Linked DNA regions of Mus musculus: regions 2 and 3 are each linked to region 1. Evidence: chromatin loops called from intact Hi-C (ENCODE). Cell type or tissue: left cerebral cortex. All regions are shown on one strand.

Region 1 (8,000 bases):
TGTATCTTCAGACATGACCTGCCCACCCCCTCTGGAAGATGTTTTCAAGCAAACTCCTTCAGAAGTTCCAGTCAGAGATGATGATGAATAATCAGTCCTCTTTCATGCCTTTGAGTAAACAGAATGAACTACATAAAAGAGAGGGAAAGAGTTGACTGACAACACTCTGGATCTACTGTTTGTGCTGCTATGGAAGATTCTGTTGCGACAGATGACACTGATAGCTATGATTCTAAAGAAGAGATTTGCTACAGCCTGAGAAAATTTATTTGGGATGCGGCTCCTGCAGCCGTCAACTCAGTGAATAATTTCCCAGAATGATAGCTTAGTTGCCATTGTTTAATGCATCTTACAGCTGGGTGCCTTTTATTGTACCTTGGAAGAAAGATACAAATGATAAGTATGAAGATTGGTTCCTCTGTGCTGATTGGTTCATAGACATTAAACTCTGCATTCTGCAGCATCTTGTAATCAGCATTGTTACATATCATCATGGGATCCTATTCTTCAAGAAAGAGTAGTTGTGCTCATTATGAGTCACTTTAGAAGACAAGAAAATCTGGGCTCCAGAGGAAGATTTGTCTCCTACCAATCAACACAGAAAGATACCTGCAGTGGAAAATGGGCAGAAGGTTTGGAGGGTTACACTGGGAAAAAGAGGAGATTCAAGAAGTTAGAAAGAGTAGGAAGAGATGCTCAAAGTGATTGTCAACAGAAGGATAGAGTAAGTTAATTATGCCATATCATTTTACATGTGTTATGTAAGCAAAATCAAGAAGCTGGCACAGACCTAGGATCATGGAAACCCTCGTGAACTGCTGATAGGGTAGAAACTGGTATGGACATGCTAGAGGCAGTAGAAAACTAGATCTTTGTTTTCTCTCTGATACAGCAGGCCAAGTCCACTGCTAGGCATCTGTTTCCAAAAAGGAATTATAAAAACCCATATGAATCAGATAAAGAAGTGTCCCAGCTTGCTTGGGGTAGTTATAATAAACTTCTGGTCTTGGTGTAATTACTGACATCACTCTTTCATTTCAAGAATGTACGCCTTCTGTCTGAGGCTACTTGTGTTTGCCACTATTCTCATCTTCTTGTGGCTGCAACCAATAGTCAACAAGAAGCAACTTAAGGGAAGAAGGGGTCATTCTGGCTGAAAACTAAAGATGCAGCTTATCATGGTATGACAGGCATGATGGCAGGCATGTGAAGTGACCAGTTACACTGGATCCACAGTTAGGAGGTGAAGGGCAGACAAGAAGTGGTAGTGAGGTAAGCAGGGACCCACTCCTTCTATATATGAGTGCATATATGTTCACTCAGTCTCTCTCTCTATCCTCCCTGTCCCCCCCCCCCCATCAAAACTATAAAGGTCCAAAGTCTTTTCTGACACTCAGTGCAATCTTGTGATTGCATTTTACAGGGACTCCTGTAAAAAATTTTTTTAAATCATTAGAAGTTACACACTTCTAATATACAATGGCACAGAGTAAAGATTTCCATTCCAAAAAGAGGCAATGGAAACATACGAAAGAAAAATTAGAACAAAGCAAGACTTCAACTCAACCCTCCAGACCACAAGACTCTGCAGCTACTTATCCAGCATCTGGGACTCATGACTCTCATCTGGGCTCCAAAGGTCTTGGTTTGCCCTGCTCCCCCAGCTCTTCTACCCACAGCACACAAAGCTTATCTCTTGGGCCAGCTCCATTCCCACCTGCTGTTCACGTTGGAAGATGGTCTACTGTCCTGAAATCAGCACCACTGTAGAATCTCCACTGTACCTTAGACTTCATCTTCAGAACGTCACAAAAACATCTTTTCAGGGCCTGGCCTCAGTGATCTTTTGAAGCCTTGTCTCAAGACTCCATTGGTCCCTCACTGTTGCATCTCATATGCCTATAAAACCAGTATTCACCTTGGCTGCTGCAGCAAACTTCTACAACAAGCTTCAGATGGAGTCTGGCCCCTTTGGATCAAAGCTACAGTGATGTCAGTATGTCTAGGTGGATGACTATGGGAAAATATTTTCAGCGGGAAGTTTTATTTGATCAGGGAATTCTTTGGACAGCATTTTTAGCTCAGGCTACCTCTTTTCAAATGAAGTTGCATGTCCACCAATTGGAACCATTAGTGGGCAGGGCCTTACCACTGGGGCACGTGTCCTGTTGCCTCATCTTTTTGGTTGCTTTTTCTCCCTCATTATCTGAAACTTCACAGTCACTTACTGCTCTTCTCAACAAGTCGGCATTTGTCATATTTTTCTGCTGCATTTGTCACTCTCTCCCATAGCAGAACCTGGTTAAGAGCAGTGAACAGTATCATGACATGGCCTAAACCCTATCCTGTCTTGTGATTTACTCTGCCAACGAATTAGTACATTACTTTGGAATTCTGCCTCAAAGTCGGTAGAATGAAGCCAAGCTGCTCCTCCTCCCCCTCCCCCTCCTCTTCCCCCTCCTCCTCCTCCTCAAAAAATGTGTGTGTGTGGTGGGGGGTAGTCAAAGCACAATTTAATCCATTTGGGTTTTTTCCTTCCACATTTACATGCGTTCTGACGTCAAACTCTTACAGCGGGCTCTCATGACAGGCACTTTTCCTGCTGAGCCTTCCCTGTCTGCGTGTCTCTCAGCACTGTTGTCTTCTGACTCCCACTAGTGTGGCCCATTAAGCTTACAGCAGTCTAAGGCGTCTGTAGTCCACAGTTCCACATTCTTCCACATTCCTTCTGAAAACCCATCCTCAAGGCCTACAAGTCACACCATCAGGCTTATCATAGCAGAACACTTCATCCCAATTTTCTCTACCATTTGCTGTTCTCACTGCTGTGACTAAACCCCAGCCAAGAAGAGACTTCAGGGAGGAGGGGTTTATTTTGGCCTATGGTTTAAGATGCAGACCATCCTGACAGGGAAGGCGTCACAGTTGGGATAGGAGGTTGTTGGTCGGCAGGAAGCAGAGAACAGACAGGAAGTGGAGCTAGACTCACCTCCTGTGACCCACAGCCTCCAGTGAGGTTCCACCTCCTGCAGTTTCCACAACCTTCCAAACAGCGCCACCATCTGGGGAGCAAGCGCTCGAGCACGTGAGCTCTGGGGCACACTTTCACACGGAAACCACAGCAGATTTGCCGCGATGGAAAATAGAAAGGCAAAGTGTGTTAGGCTCTTGCTATTTAGCACAGAGAAGCAACAGACAAAATGTGCTTGTAGCAAAAACACTTGCATCTTAAAAGCAAGGCTGGATGGGAAGAGAAACAGATTGGGTTTATAAAAGTTACATTTGCATGGAGTTAAGTCCACAGCAAAAACTATACATTCTACAGAACTGTAAAGCAGCCAAAGGGTGTGGTCAGAACTGTTACCATAAGGCAGGAAAGGGAATAAGCAGGATGCACGAGGCAGAGTGGGAGGGGTCTCGGCTGGACCAAAAAAAAAAAAAAAAAGCTAATGAACACAGAGAGATGTGATAGTTCTGCCTCAGGACCTGGATTTAAAAAGTAAGAGTATGTTGATAGCAAAATACATGGAACTGAGGGAATTTTTAAAAAGTACTCAAAAAAAAAAAGAACTATTCAAATGTGAGCTTTCATGGTAACGAGGTTTTTATTTATTTATCCCCTCCCACCTCTTTGAAGTTTCACAGAGCGCTGGATGGAGGCTGCTTAAATCACTACTTGAAATCGGACAAAATGAATGTTAAAATGTTTAGACAAAGAAGCAGCCGCGCATGTATATGGAACTACAGCATCTAAGGCAAAAGCAGTGTGAAGCTAACATCTAAAAACCCCACAGCAGATGGGCCTGGAGACATGCCAGGGATGGGTTTCAGATTTGGCACAGAACTGGCCAAGCAGGCGACACACAGAAAGGAGATGCCCTCACATACAGGATCTGTGTTGTCGAAAGGAGGAACCACCCACAAACTTGAGAATCCTAAAAAGCAGGGCACGGTTCCCATTCTGAAGCCAGAGAAGTTTGTTCTCCGAGCTCCTTAAAGAGGGCAGCATGTGATGGACTACTGACCCAGAGAACTCATTTCCCCAGGAAGATCCATTCCAGGCTGTGTTGAGAAGCAGAATGTTAATTTACTCTAACGCAATTGAGGGCTCCTTGATTTCCACAGAACAACCAGGTTTCAGCTTGGTTGAAACCCCAGGACATATTCCTTGGTATCCATACCCCAGTAGCCTTCAGAAACATGTGCTCTGCCATTAGGTCATAAATCACAAGGGCGGGAGACTCCTGGTCATTACAGCTCTGGCTAATAAGAACAGGGGAAAAAGGGGTTCTTCACTCAGATTCTGAGAGAGACGTGGTCTATAGGCCCCTGAGGAGCAGGTGAGAGACTCCCCCCATCTCTTTCTGAAATAGTTTCAACTGCCATTAAATTTGTATCGACTGTAAGCCAAACCTAGTAAGCGTTGTAGAGTGCATAGAAATCCAATTTGCTGCTGCTGTCCAGGGACAGGACTCAATGTTTAGTGGCAGACATGTGCAAAAGGGGTTCACTCTGAGAAATGCTCTTCAGATGTACACTTGGAGGAAGAGACAGAGACAGACAGAAAGACAAATGACAGAGACCAATAGAGATAGAAGCAGAGAGACAGATACAGAGAGAAAAACCTGTGACATTCTGTTTTACTGGATACAGAATTTGGGGCCGATACAGTTCATCAAGCTATTTTGAAGCCTGGTATAAATAAACCTTGAGCATATCCAATTATACTTGATTTTGTATTCACCAAGCAACTCCTGCTTATTAATTCAATTTCCAAGAGTCTGAGAAAGGAAGTGGTAGATGTGCCAAAGCCGCTGTAATTATTCCCTCCCTGCAGCCAGGCCTCATGCAGTGTGACTTTGAGATTCTTCCCTGCAGTGCACACAGCCCAATTCCTTACCTCTCTCTCGACTGGCCTTGTGTTATGTCGTGGTCAGTAGACCAGTGTGCCAGAGTTGAACCTAGGTCTCAAGACCTAGGCGTGCACCTCTCCCATTCACTGAATCATATACAACCACCATGAAATGGACATGGGCCAACCTGTGCTACGATGAGAAAGAATGCCTATATAGCTCTGTTTGCTGGCAGGCTGACATAGGGCTATGGGATTTTTCAAAACACTCCTCCATTCCCAGTTTACCTGTGAGGAGAAGGATCTAGAAGAGAGGCATAGTAAGAATTCAACATACAGACATGGAAATGGTCGGAGGACAGTGAATGCTAATTACTCCCACTGGATCAAGCCTCCTGTGCTGGCTAGTTTGCACTGTCAACTCAACAAGCTAAAAATCACTCAGGAAGAGGGTCACACTTGAGGAAATATGTGGAGCAGATTGGCTTGCAGGGATATCTGTAGGGGATTTTTCTTAATTGTTAATTGATATGGAAAGATTAATTGATAAAGAAAGATTGTTAGTTGACATAGAACAATGCAACTCACTGTGGGTGATGACATCATTTCCTAGGCAGGGTACCCCTGAGTGGAGCAGAGAGAGCTAGATGAGAGAAAGCAAGCAAGCAAGCAGCATGCATGCATTAGTTCTCTCTGCGTGGGATGATGACTGTGCTATAACTAGCTGCTTAAGTTCCTGTCACTGGGCTGGAGAAATGGCTCCATGGTTAACAGCACTGTTTGGTCTTCCAGAGGACACAGGTTTGATTTCGGCATCCATATGGCACCTTGCAACTATCTGTAACTAAACTTCCAGAGACTACAACAGTCTTCTAGCCTCCTCAGGCTCTGGACACCCACATGGTGGACATGTAGGCAAAACACTCATACATATAAAATAAAACAACTCTTAACTAGGTGATGCATACCTTTGATCCCAGCAATCAGGAGTCAGAGACAGGTGGGTCTTTGAGTTTGAGGCCAGCCTGATCTATAGAGCAAGTTCCATGACAGTCTGGGTTATACAGATAAATCCTGTTTCAAAAAATAAAAGTTCCTGCCTCTACTTCCCTCAGTGGTAGACTATGACATGTAAATTGTAAGCTTAATAAACCTTTCCTCCCTTGTGTTGCTTTTGGTCAGGATGTTACACACACACACACAATCAAATATGCATTATGTTGTAATTGGCATTTTTTAAAAGAATGTATTAAATTCTTAGAATTTAGGTCACCCCTCTTCCATTCCCTGCCAGCTCGAGTGACAGTGGCAGAGGGTTGTTTTCTGTTAGAGTGTCTTTAATTCCCCAGACTTCCTCTGCACCTGCTGCGGTGGCAGCCATAACAGCTCCTCACAGAGCTGCGCCTCTCTGCTGGGCTGTAGCTCATCACCTCTCCTCTGGGAAATGACAGGGAGTTGTGTACCGAGTACCTGTCAAGAGAGAAGCTGGGAAAGCCAACTTTTAATTGGGTTCTGTAGTGGTTTCCATGGCCAGACCTGACCCCCTGGCATTTTCCTTTTCCTGGAGTCCTGTTGTCAGTTTTATTGTGAGGAGTTTGGTAGGGCCTGGGTGCGTTTCCCTCTGAGCCCCTGCTTTCTGTTCGGATGTGCTGAGCCTCATAATTGCCACCGCCGCTGATCTTTTGATCGCTGGAATGGAGGCCCATGGGACTCACTAATGACACGTAGGGAGATTCTACAGGTGGGATGCTGCCTAGGAGATACCATGGTGAAAACATGCTCATCTGTGTCCATCAAGGCATGAAAGATTTCTTTCCATTAAAAACCGATGAAGGAGCGAGGCTATCCTTCTTAGGCTCCACATACAACACACTGAGGAGTTCGGGTTCAGGTTAGAAAATGTCTAGGAACTTCGGGGATATTTTGTGAAATTAAAATTGCATTCATGCTCATTCTCCTGTTAAGAAATTAAAGAGTTAGGTCATTATGGTGGGGTGATTCCTGGGATAGAAACGTGGAGCCTGGATTTGAGGCTCACTTGGGGAACGTCCTGGCTCTGTGTGCTAGCTGTGTGCCCCCAGGCAAGATACATGCATAGCTTTTCCGAGACTCTATGGAGTGAGTTTGGTGTTAAATTTGTCATGAGGATTAAGTAATTTAAATGTGTATAATATCTAGCATGGGGCTGAGAGCATATATGCACTGGATAAATGTGAGCTCAATTTCCCACTCTCTTCTCACCATTTCTACTTGATTTTTATTGCTGTTGTTTGTTTGTTTTCCTGCTCTCTCTCTCTCTCTCTCTCTCTCTCCTACTCTCCCACTCTCCCCCTTCTCTCTTTCTCTGTTGTGTGCGTGCATGTGTGCACACACAGATGTACACACATTCACACACACACACACACCTACTCTGTAAAGTGGTGGATGGGTTTTTGGAGAACAAGATGGCCTATGTATATCAATCTTTAAATATATATAATTTTTTGACCTAATAATCTCACATAACTAAAACTCTGATCCAGATTCTCAAAATTTACAAAGCTATAGTCATAGCAAGACTGACTGTTGCTTTAAGAAATAATCTTTTTGATCTTTTCTTTTTTGCCTTATTTCCTTAAAGAAATATATCGTCATTGCCCTTTAAATTATGCCACCTGCAGTTCTTTTATTAATGCTTCTGTATACTCAGTAAGTTCTCATTACTATCCCAAATCATTAAAAAAACAGATTGATTTTAATTCCCCCATGGGCACACAATGAATCACTTCTTCTACAAAGTTTGTCTAATACAATTACTTTCTTTACCCAGGGAACCATTTTTTTTAAGCAAAGCTTCACTCTGGACCATAGCCCATCTTCAGTGTTGAAGTATTTCATGATACTAGATATGATGGTCCTGTGTAACACTGGCAACGAGATGCTCAAAGCAAGTACACTCTGTGTGTACACAGTCATGGGCGTGGTGGAGGCAGAGGGAAGGAAAGTCATTATCAGGCGGTCAGCTGCCCATGCCAGTGCAGGGTCCTCCATGTTGTTCTATTACTATCATTCCGTGAGGAAGCATTTTAAGATGGAGGTTTCTGAGTAAGAAGCTGACGCCCAAGATTACAAATTTCTTGCTTATAGACCTAGAATGGCAGAGGCAGTT
Region 2 (8,000 bases), 140 kb after region 1:
CAAGACCCTCATGTGACTATTGCATACTCAAGCCTGAAGACCCTGTTCTAGGTAAGGGAAGGACTGAAACTGGGTTTAAAGAACTAGTGCACTAATCACTGGTCTCTGAAGATAATGAGAGAAATCTGGAGTGCCTGTAGGTCTGGGAAAGGGTATTCAAAGATAGGCTGGCAGGGTGGTAAGAGCATGGCGTGGCAGAGGCAGCACAGAAGCCCAGGCCAGAGGGGAAAAAGGATTTCGAGAACAGGGCTTCTTCCCAGATTGTTTGGTTTTGTTGTTGTTGTTGTTGTTGCTGTTGATGATGTTGTTGGGTTGTTCATTTGCTTGTTTGCTCTCATGCAATTGTTTTTTTTTTTTTAACCTATCTACCTCAGACTAAACTATTTTTTAAGTTTATGGCTTGAAGTAAGTGTATGTGGTGGTGACTTTAATTTAGGATGTTTTTTAAATACTTGCCAAGATCAGACAAAAATATCTGTGGACAAAGAACAAGGTAAAAGTTCATCATGATGTCCAGACTCAGGACCAGGTTGGGTCTTTCAGTCCACATATTACTGGACGTTCAGACTGAAGCTTCTTTGTGGAACTGTGATATTAATCTTAGGAAGGTTGCAAGATCTCCAACCACTGAATACAGTTAAATAGCTCTATCTCAAGTTGTGGTCACCAAAAATATCTGCTGTCACTGTGGAACAGAGGAAATCACCCCTGTTTGTAAAGCATGGCTTTGGAGTCTTCTAAGGCCACTAGATCTTCTTAAGGTCATGTAATGACTAGGGTAAATGGGATATGGTGAGTCTTTTTTGACTAAGTGAGAAGTGATCAGCTAATTCTGGCTGGCATTTGATGGCTAGTGCAATGGAAAGTGGCTTTCTTATCGAGTATTGTAAAAATTGATGAGAGTATTTACAAAGTACCTGATGGGGACAACGTCTCTTTCTTTTTCATTTCAGTTGTAAACACATTGGTAGGTCCTGATCCACCATGTTCATGGAGGTGTGGTATTTGCTCTTTTTCAGGAACTGTGAAGGGTCTAAGGTTTTTGTGGAATTTGTAAGCTAACAGGCCAGCCTGCTCCAGCTTTATGGATATCCACAGATAACGGTTTGGGCATCTGGTCAGGACCCTGGTTGTCTATTAGTACAGTCGTGACAGTAACCGGGGGAGCAGCGTTTTCTGGAGCTGGTTTTACAACCACCGTTTCTATCAGATGTTACAAAGGGGGTGAAATGATGCATCCATAGTATGCTCAGAGGGCTACCAAGAAGCAAACGAGCTCACAGGAGCAGAAATGTCACTGAACTGTTATGTGCACACCCTCTGCTCTGGAGGGAGGCACGATGTCTACCATTTATGGCTGTTCATCATGCAGATGGACATTGTTATGAAAAAAATTTCAGATAGACTGTCAGTGCCTCTATCCACTGAATATATAGAGCCATGAGGCAATGACCAGCACTACTCCAAGCTTTCAGGGACTGGAGTCATGTCACTCCCCCATAACCTGGTACTCAGGAGATCATTAGCAAGCATCTTTTGGATACGTCATCAAAACACATTATAAAGTTCCCCAGATGAGTTTTAACAAGTCATGTTTAGCCCCAGGTTGACACAATTAGACAGTTTTATTAGTTTGTAATTGTTATTATCATAACAAACTGCCATACACTTAATGGATTCAAGCAACACAGACCTGTCTGTAGGTTAGAAATTTGAAATGAGTCTTGGTGGGTTTAAGTAAAGGCATCAACTCTGCCACACTTCATCGATGGGTTCTGGAGAGAATCTATGTTGCCTTCTCTACCACCTAAAGACCACCATACTCCTTGACTTGGGACCCTTTGCTCCATTCTTAAAACCATCAGCATAACATCTTTGAACACCCCTGCCTCTAATCTTCCTACCTCTCTCTTCATCTCTAAGGCCCCTTGTGTTTACATTGAGTCATTCTCCCCATTCAACATTCTGATTTCAATTAGAGCCACTGCCAAGTCCATATTGTCACAGAAGGCAACACTGTCAAAGTTGGGGGGGGGGGTTGAGATATGGCAATCCTGAGCGGCCATGACTATGCTTCCCACAGGCCCTTCTGTAGCCAGACAGTCTTATCATCCAGTAAGACTCTCCTATGTCTACGGCACAGTCATTCTGAGTTTGGAATGAGAAATGAACTTCTTCCTTCACACTCTTTCTTCCTTCTATAATTTACATTTGGAGAGACTGTAAAGTATATTTTTACAAGTCCCCTGTTTAGCACTCAAAGTATGCCAAGAATCAGGTGCTTTCCAAGAAATACTAGGCGACACATGTCGGCGATAAACTATGTTTACTTGTGATTTCCACATTATATAGAGGAGATTATGTATATTTTTGAGTCTCCTATAAATTTCTTCCATAAGAGATCGTTTCTGCCAAAAAGTAATGAGAGCTTCCTTAAAGTCTTGGTGAGGGTAATAACACATGGCATAAGATCTGCTCTTATCTGTCAGAGGAAAAAAAATACTGAGCTGAAAGCTCTAGTCAGTGCCTGACCCAAACATCTCAGTTAACCTTCAACACAAACCCATTAGGTTGGTGTAGTGTGTCCAGTGTGCAGATTACATCATGTTACCCAAGGCCCAGGACTTTGCAAGTGGGCAAGACTCAAATCCCTCTCAGGCTTCCTAACTCTGCAACCCTGATGCTTACAGCGGCTAAAAGTCTTCCTTGGATCTCAGTTATTTTCTTTTTGTAAAAATAGCATGTTTATAGAAGTACACAAAATATATAATGATAATGCAAACAGATACAATTGTTACTTAGATGAGAGAAATTGGCAAATGTGGTCCGTGGCTGAATTCAGTCCTATCCCTCCCTCCCTCCTTCTTATAAGGTTTTTATTGGAACACCCAACTGCTGATTCATTTACATGTTATCTATATCTGCTTTCAGCTACAGCGGTGGTGTTGTGTAATTGTGATAGAAACCAGATGGCACTACAAGGCTAAAATAACTTCTATCTGTCCTTTCACAGGACTCATTTGTGTACTGATGACTAAAAGTATATGTCACCTTGACTATGCCATGTGGTTGGATTAAACAGAATGTCTCGTGTGTGTGTGTGTGTGGGGGGGGTGTTTTCAGATAAGATTACCATTTGAATCAGTGGACTCAATAAGGCAGATTGCCCTGCACAGTGTGTGTGTGTGTGTGTGTGTGTGTGCATGTGTGTATGCAAGCATGCACAGATGTGCTCCTGTGTGGTGCAAGCCATTGAGGCTTGAATGGAATGAAGAAGCAAGGAAAAGGACATTTTATATGTATCTTTTCTCCTAACTGCTTGAGATGGGACATCAGTCTTGTGCCCTTGGACCAAGACATAACATCGGCTTCCCTAGACTTCATGCCCTTTAATCAGGACTGAATCTACACCTCCATCTTCCCTTTGCTTCCAGCTCACAAATGTCAGACTGTGGGGCCATGCTGCCACCATGGCCCCATGGTCAGTTCCTTATTTTGCCTCTCTCCTCCTCCTGTGTATGTGTGTTCTCTTCCTCTGAAGACCTGTGACTCTTACTGCAATCCAGGAAGAATCTTGCAAACACCCTGTCAAATCTTCAGTATGTTGCTCCCTCTCACAACCACCTCTCTGCCTGCATGCAGACTGATGAGTTTGTATGCAGAAATAGACACAGGGCATGGGTTAGCTGTTGTTATGATTCATTGAGCATCCTAGGTCACTTCCTAAAAGGTGTATGCCAGTGGCACATCACAGACAGACACTACTGAATGTGCAAGGATTTTGTTTGCCTATTTGCTGAGGATATCTGGAGGCAAAGACATCTCAGTGTGCTTTAATGACATCTCCATGACATAGATCCTAGGGACTTGTTACGCTCGGCCCACCAGAATTCCCTTACTCTCTGAAGTGCTTGTTCACGCTTTCCTCCCCTTTCCTTGTCAGGTTCTATACATCATTTCTTATTGATTTCCACTTCTTTATCGATTCCATTCTCCTAACCCCATCCCCCACATCAGCTCTATCTTATATAACAGCTACTGCCTCGTTTTCCTCCTCAGAGCTTCTATCGCTCTCAGTGAAAATAAAATCTTGATTTTTACTGTCAGTTTGGTTGTGTTTTCATGTATACTGTGTTCCTGTGGCTTAAGTTCTTCCCTGAAGATACTCTCCGGTGGGATGCTTCGATTCTAAAGTTTTTCCTGATAGTAGTCTCCTGTTTCACCTTTCTAAAGCTATATAACACAGTTTACTTACACATAGAGAATCCATTTCCATAGAGGATCATATAAAATGCTAATCCCCCCTTTTTTTTGGCAGATTGTTAAGCTACACACTGGTTCATGCCATCGTGGGCTATGAGACCCTAGCTCAAAAGAACAAAATACAGCAAAGGACAATTTCCATCTGACTTCTCTCAGGACTTCTTTTTCATATCCAGAATGGCAATGTGCACACAGGCAAGTTATCTGAGTTACCTATTTTGTCTCACTGGCATATTTATATAGCTGCATAATACACTGTCATACTTACTAGAGAATAAGTTGTAACAATTCTTAGAGCAATACTTCTCACCTTACTCTACCAGGATATATGTGGCTGTTTTGTGTATCTATATTTTAGAACTAACTTGTCCGTTTCTAGAAATTATTTTATATACCAATTTTGGAGAAATTGGCAATATTTATAATACTTAGTATTTCAGTCTATAATCATAATTTATTGCTACATTGATTGCCTCTACCAGACACGTTCAGGAAAGTTGAATGTCTTACATATATTTACTTATATTTACACCTAAGAGGTTCATATCTTCAAAATATGTTCTGTGGGCTCTAACTTGTAGGTTCCAGTTGATGCATTCAATGTATAAGCAGAAACTTGCTAGACTTCCCCACATAGATTTGAAAATCTTTCTGGGTATCTTTTGATTTCCAGCAGTGGTGAGAGCTGTTTTCTTCTTTTACCTTTTCCTCTTCCTTCCACCTCTGACTGGACTCTGGTTCCATGTTGAAACAGCAGCTAGGGTAAGAAGAGGAACTCCCAAGCTTCTCCTTCAGAAGAGAAGCATAGGATACAAAGCCCCGTAGCTGCTGTTTCTACCCATAGTCCTTTTGGGAGTCGTATGTTTCTCTTTGCATCTCCCATTTTCTAGAAATAGATTATATTTGTCATAGCCTTTTCTTTACATAGTAACATGTTATTTGATATCTGGAAAAATCACAATGTAAGCCATATAAACTCAAAGAAAAGGGGAATATTAGATGTGTTAATATGGCTAATTACATGAATTGGAATTCTAAACCTATCTTTGAACTATCTTGCATTCTCAGAGTAAAACCAGAAGGGCCTCATGCCTTGTCTTATTATATGTTGCTAGACTGTTTAATAGCATTTTGCCTAGGAGTTTTGTACCTGTGAGGTACATTGGTTGATAGTTTTCTTATTATACTTATAAAATGTAAGCTAAGAGTTATGCTTGCTCATTACGTGTGAGTGGGGTGTGCTAAGGATATCATGTTTATTTTCTTCCACTCTTAACTCCTCTCCATATAAGGCAGTGCTTCCTAGTTCTCCTTGAAGCTCTGTTAGCCAATAGGAATAGGGATGCAAAGCACTTCGCATGAATCTTGCGTCAGACAAGAATGGCAGTACCTTGTCTGGGTTTTCCTGGGTAAAGGCTGTATTTAGAAAGAGTTGTTGCGTGGTGAAGGAGGACAAGAGGGCATGCATGAGTCACAACGCTTGAATATTGAGGCTATTCATCCTCTGGTTGTTCTTTTGTAGAAAAGAATCTTGGAAAATTGACATAGTCTTCATCGGAGCTAAGGGAGAACCCATCAACATTTTTCTTAGATTGTGACTTCTGACTACACTTTCTCAATGGTTTTTAAGCTCTCTGGGCCTTTTCTCTTTAAGCCAATTTCTTCCCAACCCATCCAAACAAGTTAGTAACTTAGCAACTGATCTCGTTTTGAAACGTTTGTGACACTTGCAGAACATCGTCACTTCCTTTGTGGTACCCATCATGTATTCTTTGCTCCTTACCGGCTTGGTCTGAAGTTTCTTAGTTTTATTGATTTTTTTAACAAACCAACTTTCCTGGCTTTGTGTGTTCTCTTTATTTTGTGTGTCATTTCTGAAGCTACTTTCTGGCTTCACTTTTATTTCCTTTTTATTTCGCTTTGAGATTATGTGACTTTTCTTGTGATTTCCCAGATAAATGCTTACCTCATTATTTTTCAGATGTTTCAAATAGAATTATCAACAACTACAAATCCCCACTGCGATCTCTTCCATTGTATGGATATGAAAGAGTAATTTCAATCTTTTAGTTTGGCTTTTTAGGTTTTTTTTTCCTTTGATTTGTTCTCCAACTGATATGTTGCAGAAGCTTTCTTAATTTTTAAATCAATAAGGGGTTCTTAATTATGTTTTTCTATTGGTTTTTAGATTACTTGCAGTGCTCCAGAGAACATAGTATCTATCATTTCTACCCTTGAAAATGTGTTGAATCTTACATTGTTGTTCAAGATTTTTAAATGACCTTGTGTGCCTAAGAAGACAATATATTTTCTACTTACTGATTATAATGTATTCATAAAAGTTCAGTCAGCCAAATTATTATTTAAACATGTCTATGGTGGCTAATTTTATGTCAACTTGACATAGGCTAGAGTCATCTGAGAGGAGAGAACCCCAATTGAGAAAAAAAAAAGCCTTCATAAGATTGAGGTGCAGGCAAGCATAGAGAGCATTTTCTTAATTAGTGACTGGTGTGAGAGAGCCCAGCCCATTGTGGTTGAGGTCATTCAGCTGGTTGTCCTGAGTTCCATAAGAAAGCAGGCTGAGCAAGCCATGATGAGCAATCCTGTAAGCAGCATCCCTCCATAGCCTCTTCATCAGGTCCTGCTTCCAAGGTTTCTGTCCAGTTTGAGTTCCTGTCCTGACTGCCTTCAATGGCAATGAACAGCATTATGGAATTGTAACCCAAATAAACCCTTTCCTCCCAGACTTGCTTTTGATCATAGTGTGTTTCCTCACAGCAATTGTAATCCTACATAGAACAGTGACTTTTGCAGTCTGTTTCTTGTAACAGTTTTTAAAAGAACTGTACTCATTCCCCTGATTACTAACTTCACATTTCTTTTAATAATTCTGTCGATTTTTATTTATATAGTTTGTAGGTAAGTTATTGTGTTAAAGACATTTAAGACAGTGTAAAATCACTGTGATAAATCTTTGAAGCTTTAAGTTAATCACTGGTTTCATCATTACATAACATTCATATACATATATACACACATACACACACACATATATTTATTAGAATGTCATGTACCACTTTATATCCATAAATAATGTGACATTATTATGAACCTTTTGAGCAAAAAAATTAAAGAAAAGAATATAAAGTAGTTTCTGATAATGTGAATCATTTATCTTTTTGAAGAACTATATTTATCTATAGTGATATATTTTTGTCCTAAAATTTGTTTAATATTGAAGTAACTATAGTATTTATAATTTTATATGTTTTAACATTTCAGGTTCTGATATTTTAGGTATACATTTTATAAATGGCATATAATTACATTACATTGGTACTTTTATGCTTATTGTCCATCCATACTACAATCTTCACTCCGTAACTGGATGGATTTTTTTTTCATTTACGTTAACATACTCTTTATGTCTTTCTTGTAATGCTATTCCCATCTGTCATTTCTCCCTTCCTCCCTTCCTTTTTTCCCCTCGTTCCCTTCTCCCTCCCTTTTACTGATTTTGATTTTTAGTTTAATTCCACATATATTTCCATTTGCTAAAATGGGAGTTGTATGTTTTATTTCTGAACTTTTATGGTTACTTTAACTATCCTATGATAAATGTGTATGTATAGTCTGTGTATGTGTGGTGGTGTTAGAAGTGGTGGTGATGGTAGTGGTAGTGGTGGTGGTGGGGTGGTGGTGGTGGTGGTGGTGGTGGTGGTGGTGGTGTGTGT
Region 3 (8,000 bases), 56 kb after region 1:
AGGTCCTCTGCTCCTGACATCTTTTTGTTCTGCCTTGCCCATATTATCATAATGATGGTTCCCAGATCTGTATTTTCCCTCATGTTTTAAACCCCCATTAGTCACTCTAGTGGCTCATTAGACATGATCCCTGGATGCTCGGCAGACGTCCAAAACTGTGTGGCAAGCATGGAAGTCTCTAGTATCTCTCCCTTTCTGTTCTTGTCCTCGCATGCATCTCACTTGAAAAACTGGAACCAACATCCAACAATGCTCATTTTCAAGCTAGGAATCTTTCCTTTCACATAAGAGAGTATTTAACTATCTATTCTCCTTCCCACAGATGCTTCAACAATGTCCAGTCTTTGCGTTTCCATGATGTCTTCCTTAGCAAAGACATCTATGACATTTGTTTTTCTGAACATATGCAATAGCTTTCTATTAAATATCTCAGCTTCCAACCTTATACATAACACCCCCCAAAAAAGTATAAATAATATCATATACTCAAAATCTTGTCATCTCTTTCCATCCATGGCTTCCAGAATCCTCCATGTTCTTCCTCTTGCCTACTAAGCCTTTGTTTGGTTCCTTACAGTACAATTTTCTCCCATGACCTTTGACCAGCACTTCTTCTGGCTGGAATCAGCATCTATCGTCTATATCGTCTATTCCTAGATATTATATTGTCATCCCATCTTAAGTACCACTTCCTCAGGGTCCTTTCCCAAGCTCCTGCACTGTAATTTCCTTTCGCAGCAGCCTACTGTAATTCCATAGAAGATTATTATCCCTGCCCTGTGCATTTCTCATGTACTTTTTTTTTCTGTCTAGCCCCTTCCTGAATGTAAACTGTATAAGAACAGTGACCTTGTCAACCACATCTTAGAGCTTGTCATTGGTGTCTTGTACTAAGAAAGCATTCAGTGCCTGTCATTATACACATGAATTCATAGTCAGGTGAAATGCACTTGAGACACCATCTGTCAATGAGTTTGTATCTACAAGTGACAAGGCTGTAAACCAAAAAGGAAAGGAGTTTGCATAAGGTCAAGTAAGTAGTGGGCTAATTGGCCTATTGTTGTAAATATGCTCATTGTTATTGTATTCTTAACTCCATCTCACTGGACCTATTTTGAGTTTTCCTCCTTGTTGTACCAGTGTTATCAGTTTGCTGCATCTTGAAGCCAGGGATAACATTCAGCCTTTCTGGCATTGTTGCACCTGAGGTTGCTGAAGGCAAAGCCAAGAGTACGGTCTACAGTGTCACTTGTCAATCATGGCTCAGTTGTGTCCTGAGGCAGTTATACCAGCTCTAACTATAAACTCTGGAAACTAAAATGTTGGCCCTTCTCTCCTGTGACCCACTAAAATTCGCAATTCTTTCAAACCAGATATTTGATTGCGGAGGGAAATGTTAGAGATTTATTTTGTTTGAGCTGTCATGGGCCAGTTTACAGGGAGTTTGTGGTTTGATGGAGGCAGTTTGCACCTTGTAAACCGGTCTTTTCATATACTCCGTTACCTGAGATGAGGCTTCGATGTTCTAAACTTGAATTTTGTCAAACTATCAACTTTCTTGTTACTTGTTTGAGAAAGAAAACAACAGTTACAGGGATAAGAGGGAGATAAATGAGGATGTATGGGAGACAGTGAACATAATATCTTATAATATATGAAATGGTCAACGAACAAAATTAACCCATGGAAAAATAGATGATGAAAAGAATGCAACAACAAAGAGGAGAGGAGGGAGGGAAGGGAGGGAGGAAGGGAGGGAAGGAAGGAAAGAATCAGGGAAAAAGAAAAGAAAACCACAAAGCTTAGAACTCCTTCTTCTCTACTTATCATACAACAGTAGAGGAGAGAAATTCTGATAGGGATGAGACAGGCCCATGCTGTAGAAGCACATTTGCTAAGTTTAAAATGTATCACAAATTCAGGGGGTTAAATATCAAGTGTTGCAGAGTTGATAATGAATTGAATATACAGTCAGCTGTAATGACTGATTCTTTTAAAAATCTCTGTTACATTCCAAACTCTTAAAGCAACTGCCTTGTTACCCACTATACTTTTAAGTGGCAATCTTTAATTCATTATTTCAATAAAATATGCTCAGTGGAAACAATACAGACAGTATTATATAAAGAAAAATGAAAGTACCTTTCTCTTCAAGCCCCACAGGTTCAGCATCCAGATAACTAAGTTATGCAGGTTAGTTTCAATTTAATGTGAACAGTTATTAACAGTGCTTTGTTATGAATCAGATAAGGCTGTAAACACATTGCGTATTATCGGCTGTCAAAGCTCACAGTCGGTCTGTGTCTCAAATAGCAGCACTCCTCTGACTTTGTATTTGAGCAGACCAAGGCTCAAAGAAAAGGAGAGACTTTTTCAGTGCCACAGGCATCTGAGGTTGAGAAGTTTGGCTCCCAAGTTCATGTCACAACACTGAAACTGGATACCTCCCCAGCCAAGTGCTGCATGCAGTTCTGCATGATCTTAGCACACCGGGTTATATGTCCCTCACTTGGCCAGTTCCCAATTAACGAGACTTTTTTTTTGTTTCTTCTTTGTTTTTAATCATTAAAAATAAATAACAAAAAGGCAAAGGTATAAAATTCAACTTATTGGTCATCTGTGTGTTCTTGTACATCTGTCTATGGGCAAAAATCTAGAAGTGTATGGTTATTAGATATGTATACTTTTTAATACTGCCAAACTGACTTCCATAATGAAGAACCATTTTCACCAGTCTATAAGCCACGAGAAGCTCTGAGAGAGTGTGAGGTTTCTATGTGCCTCCATTGTGTGGTTTCTATGTGACTCCACTGTATCATTCCACTCTTTCCTGAGGCTTCCCCTGCTGTTTTGACAAGGGCTTCTACTACATATCAAGGAAAATGGGGAAACGTGTTCACTTTTCTATAAGGTCTAACTCTGCTCATAGGGGGTGAGCAGGCACTTGGCTCCTCTTGGCTTGTGCTGCCTGGCACCCTGAGGCCATGAGAGAATTACTGTGAGGGCTGGCTCACCTGGGCTTAGCCTGATCTACACTGACAGCTTTATTGGCTCTTAAACATTTATCTAGCCAGAACCTTTAAACCAATCTAAGGTTTCATTTAGTTTTACTCTAGGGAGAGAAGAGAAATGAGAATTGTGCTGAGTGAAACTCCACAGAGAGGTGACCCCATCCCATCCCTTCCTTGAAAACTTCTTACAAAAGGGAACTCATCCTTTCTCTCCAATTGTATGTCGCTTTTCTACCAGCATTCCTCTGACTCCATTCTTAAGTAAAAAGTACATTGGTGGTGGGGGTGGGGGTGGGGGGATTACAGAGCTCTTTCAATCAGTGTCTATTTAACTCTTCCATGAATTACTTGCTTTGTTAGGGGAAAGTATTGAATAAGAGACTATCTTAGCTACTTTTCCAGTTACTGGGATAAAATTCTCTGACAAAAGCAACTTCGGGGAGGAAGGGACATTTATTTTATCCCACATTTCAAGGTATAGCCCATCATGACAACATGAAGCCATGAAGGCAGGTGTGAAGCAGCCGGTCACACGTCATCTATATTTAGAAATCACGAGCAACTCGTGCAGGCATGCTAGGCTAGTCAGCTTCCTTTCTTCACTTAGCAGGAACTGGCACCTCCCGTAGTGGGTGAGTCTTCCCTCTTTAATCAATGTAGTCAAGATAAGGTCCCATTATCTTGGCTCAGAAGCCCATCTCCCAAGTGATTCTGGATCATTCCAGTTGACAATTAGCACTAGCCATCACATAGGATACCTGCATATGTCAAACTGGTATTCTTTGTCAGCTTTCCTAGGAATGAAAGATGGAGAAACTGGGTCCCACATAAATAGGAGGGAAATTAGAGCAGTAAGGAAAAATATGGAAGGGATTTTCTAGCCTTTATTTATTGATGAGGACTCTAAATACTAAGCAAATGTAGTGACTTGATATTCTTTACTTGGTCACCAAAGAGGAAGTCACATCTCAAACTCTGGTTCTGGTTACAAAACTCAAGTGTCTTCCCTTATACTAATGTGTGTTCTGCAGACCTAATTCTTAACTACTGTGCATTTCCAGGACCTTTTACACAATGTGACATCCTCTGCACTACACATACATGTAAACACTGAGTGAAATGGAGCAAAACTATTTTGCATACACACACACACACACACACACACACACACACACACACATACAGGAATGCAGATTTTTCTAGAAGCCTCTGTGGAGTCTGTCATGGAACGGGGAGGGATGTGGCTTGGCTCGTCTCCACCCAGCCTTCTCCCTTGGTTTCTGAGTGGACAGGCAGCTGCTGTCACAGCTTGGCACTGCTCTCAGCTCCATGCTGTAGTGTGCTTGCTTTCTGGCCGGTCCCTCCAATTGCATATGCTTTGCCTTTCCGCTCTCACGCAGAGGCCCCTTGGATGCACCAGTCAGCTGTCAGCAGGTGGCCTGCCGGCCCCAAAAGCTTTCTGCGTGATTTACTGTGTGCATTTTCTGCACACTGAAACTTGGCATGCTCCCCGCCACACACACTTCCTTTACCCCACTCTTACATACTCCGTGTTCCCGCAGAAGCCATCCAGATTTTCACTGAGGGTACTGGCCCAGTGCCAGGCTTTCCTCAAGGCCTCAGCTAGTTTCCACTATAAGCTGCAATTCCTCCTCCACTTACCCAAATAAAGCATCTTATATATAGTAACTTACCATCTTCAAGGACCCTCTTTCTTCTTCTATCTTTGACTCTGCACGGCAACTGAATGAGCTGCTCACAGCATCCCATCACCCTAGAGTCTTCCACAGCTCTTGTTTTATTCAGGATAATGAATGCAATTCCATACGTGGCAGGCAAGTTCCTTCAAGGTAGCACACCAGCTCACCTACCCAGTCCTCCTGTTTTCCACACACATTTCCCTTCATCTATTGTCCTAACAAGAGCTCTGGGTTCCATTTGCTTTCTCATTCATCATTGCCTATCCACATCCCATTCTATTCCGTGTCCTTCCTCCACTCTGTTCCCTGGTCAATGTTTCTTTATGTTTTAAAATGTAACCTAAGTATCACATCCACTGGGAAGCTTTACCCTGACTCTATCCCCATCCCTATTCTTCCACACAGCCCAAAGAGTTCTTCCATATACCCCTTAAAGACACTGAAGAGTATCTGCTGGCCTGTCACTGCTCTTTCCTACATTCATGGTTAGATTCTGGTCTTTCCATGGTTTTATTCCAGTGTCTATTTTCATAATTTCTAATATATAGTATCAAAACTATCTGTAACAATTCTATTCAAGGGTATAATACAAGAATGTTCATAATTGGGACTGGAGAGATGACATCACAGTTAAAATATCTGGAACCCTTCCAGATGAGCCAAGTTTAATTCCTGGCACACACCAGGCTACTCACAGCTGCCCCTAACTCCAACTTCATAGGACCCACACCATCTTCTGGCCTCCATAGGCACCCCCACACAAGTGGCACCCAACCAGTCCCCCACCACACACACAGAATAATAGTTCTAAAAATCTTTTAAAATGTTCAACTGCCATTTGTATTAGTTCCAAAATACAATTTCTATATAGTGAAAAAGAAAGTCATAACCTTTTAAATAAATAAAACCTACATGACAATGAATGAATTACAACTACATGGTCCTAAATGAAAGAAGCCAGACAGAAACACAGTCATTAGTGTTCAATCTGCTCATATAAGCCCAAAGGCATGCAGAAGTCATCACCTGTAATGTTAGAAATCACAATGGTTGTCTGATAGGGGGCACCTATGACTCAAATAATGTTCTCTTTCTTGATCAAGCATGCAAAATTCCTATGAATTTTCATGCTGTCAAAATGTGAAGACTTGTATATTTGTGATTGGCACACATCCCTGAATCTTATACCTCAGTAAACACTTTGATTTGGAAATGTCCTCTGTGTGAAGGACATTTTTCCTTGAGGTTCAGATCTGAGTCAGCAATGGAGAATGTGGTCTGGACGCAAGTGACTCGGCCATGTGAGCAATGGACTTGTCCCATTCAAAATGTCCCTCACTTGGGAGAAAGGAAAATGAAAAGAACCTGCTCCATGGACAGAGTATAGCATTTGTTTGGAAAATACAGTGCTCAATTATGACAGCAGGTCTTCTGTGCGTGACTCAGTGTAGCACCTTGAATTTCAGCAAGTGTAAATGTGTTTAGCTTAAGTCATGGTACAAATAAATAGACCCGGACTCTGGAATTCCACTCTTGCAGAGCTCGCAGGTCTGCATACATCAGTCACATCTGCTCACCTTGTTTCTTCACCTCTATAGTTTAAAATGCGTAGGACTGTGATTTGTTACCCAAAGAACCACTTTTGAATCAGTAGGTGTTTTTCCTCCAAGTTGGTTAAGGTCTAGAAATAGCAGACTGCAGGACATTTTCAAAACAAAATATTTCTTCCCTTTAGATAAGCGTATGAATGTGGAGAAAGAGCCTGGAAATCCTTGTCTTAGCAAAAGTGTGAGCGACTGTGGCTGCTGCTTTCTGTGGGCCCCCACCCTGGAGCCAGTCCAGCCTTCGCTGCAGGACTTTCTCTTTCAGGGTCCTAATAAAGGACCAGCATGGATGCGGATTCTTATCTACCTTCTCACTTCATGGTTCCTGCACTTTCCTTACTAAGGTCCTCACTACCCAAAATAGAATCAGACTTTTTTTTTTAATTTGAAAGCCATTGTGTGTGTAATTTGAAATTTCATGGGAGAGTAAACAGGGTGTATGTGGCTCCCTTTAAATTACCACACCCTAAGGTCATTTTCCTTATGGGTTAGAAGGTAGGTCAATGATGCAGAAGAATGCTTGGCGCTCTCTCAAAACCAACACTCTATGGTGGCAAGGGATGGTTGAAATGTCCATTCTGAATCCGGGAATGGATACAGACCATGTGAACAATGAGGAAAGAGAAGATAGGAGACTTTGCCTAAACGGATACTTCCAGTTAGCATCATGAATCCTCTGGTCTTGTAACATCACCTCCTGAAGTAACATGTTTCCCTTTTCTGTGAAAAAAAATTTTATTAGGCGTCTATGAAGACCATTCTCCATGTTCTTCTCTGCCAAATTGTTTTTTTTTTTTCTTATCCTTTAAGGTCTCACTCACACCTCAGATCCTCTGGGAAGGCTTCCCCGGATGGCTTGATGTAGTAGGTTGGTTTAACACTGCTTGTATTCTAGTGTCAAGTGCTGGCCTCCAAGATTTGGAGTCAGCACATAACTAAAATATTAATACTACAGCTTGACCTAGAAGTGATTTTCCTATTGTCTAAAATACTAGAGCCCTTGATTGTTGGGCTTTCTGATGCTCTCTCTATGCAGGATAAGTTATAGTTTTGGTATCCAGAGAAATAACAGAGTAACTGAAAACCTGGTGTTAGGTACTAGTCTCCTCAGATATATATATATTCAGAATCCTTCCAATGAAACCATGAGGAAGGTTGTATTATTCTTCTCATTTTACAGATGAGGCTTAAGGCCCATAGAGATTTCAAATCTCCCTAACCAGATTGGAAGCTCCATTCACCATCACCTTGATTTACCGATCTTTTTTCACCACACAAGATTTAGCACCTTGGTGGTTGGTAATTACTCAACCAATATTTGTTCAACTCAACCTAAGTATGCTTAATGAAACATAAGATCATGAGGAGAGGATTTAAGAACCATTTCTGACAGTCAGATATGCTACCTTTCCACTTCTGTCAACACAGTGAAGTGGGCAAGGTTGATGAAAACCAGAGTAACAGCAACGGAGCCCAAGTTGCTATGTAGTGTATCCCAGGCCTTGTCAAAGCCTGGTCAAAGGGATGCATATTCATATGCTCTATCTCAGCTATTTCCCCCCTAAAAGGATCATAACTTTAGGAAAACAAACAAAATCTGGGGTTCATCATTACCAAAAACCACATGCCTTCCTTGTAGGAGTTTCACTGTCTACAGTGAAAATGGACATACATTTAGTTATTGT

The links. Hi-C counts contacts between places; a loop is a spot of excess contacts. Peaks named below come from ENCODE experiments on the same cell type or tissue, not always from the same donor. Only the 100,000 strongest peaks of a DNase experiment are listed, where the experiment ranks them.
Region 2: it touches region 1 in a loop (2.6-fold over the local background); 4 of 42 quality-filtered maps call a loop at or near these places.
Region 3: it touches region 1 in a loop (3-fold over the local background); 2 of 42 quality-filtered maps call a loop at or near these places.

The regions. Positions count from the first base shown.
Region 1 is chr19:27,119,369-27,127,368 of GRCm38, reverse strand. All of the region lies in intron 6 of Gm35438 (a long non-coding RNA gene), which reads left to right. Among named protein-coding and RNA genes, the nearest start is that of Vldlr, 94 kb to the left of the region's middle. In left cerebral cortex, a CTCF peak has its summit at 3,064 (motif pointing left); DNase peaks (open chromatin) are centred at 3,178 and 3,827.
Region 2 is chr19:26,982,378-26,990,377 of GRCm38, reverse strand. No RefSeq gene overlaps it. Among named protein-coding and RNA genes, the nearest start is that of Gm815, 100 kb to the right of the region's middle. In left cerebral cortex, no CTCF peak of the experiment used is centred here; DNase peaks (open chromatin) are centred at 2,277, 2,981 and 3,677; H3K27ac peaks cover 400 bases.
Region 3 is chr19:27,063,388-27,071,387 of GRCm38, reverse strand. No RefSeq gene overlaps it. Among named protein-coding and RNA genes, the nearest start is that of Vldlr, 150 kb to the left of the region's middle. In left cerebral cortex, no CTCF peak of the experiment used is centred here; DNase peaks (open chromatin) are centred at 3,558 and 4,559.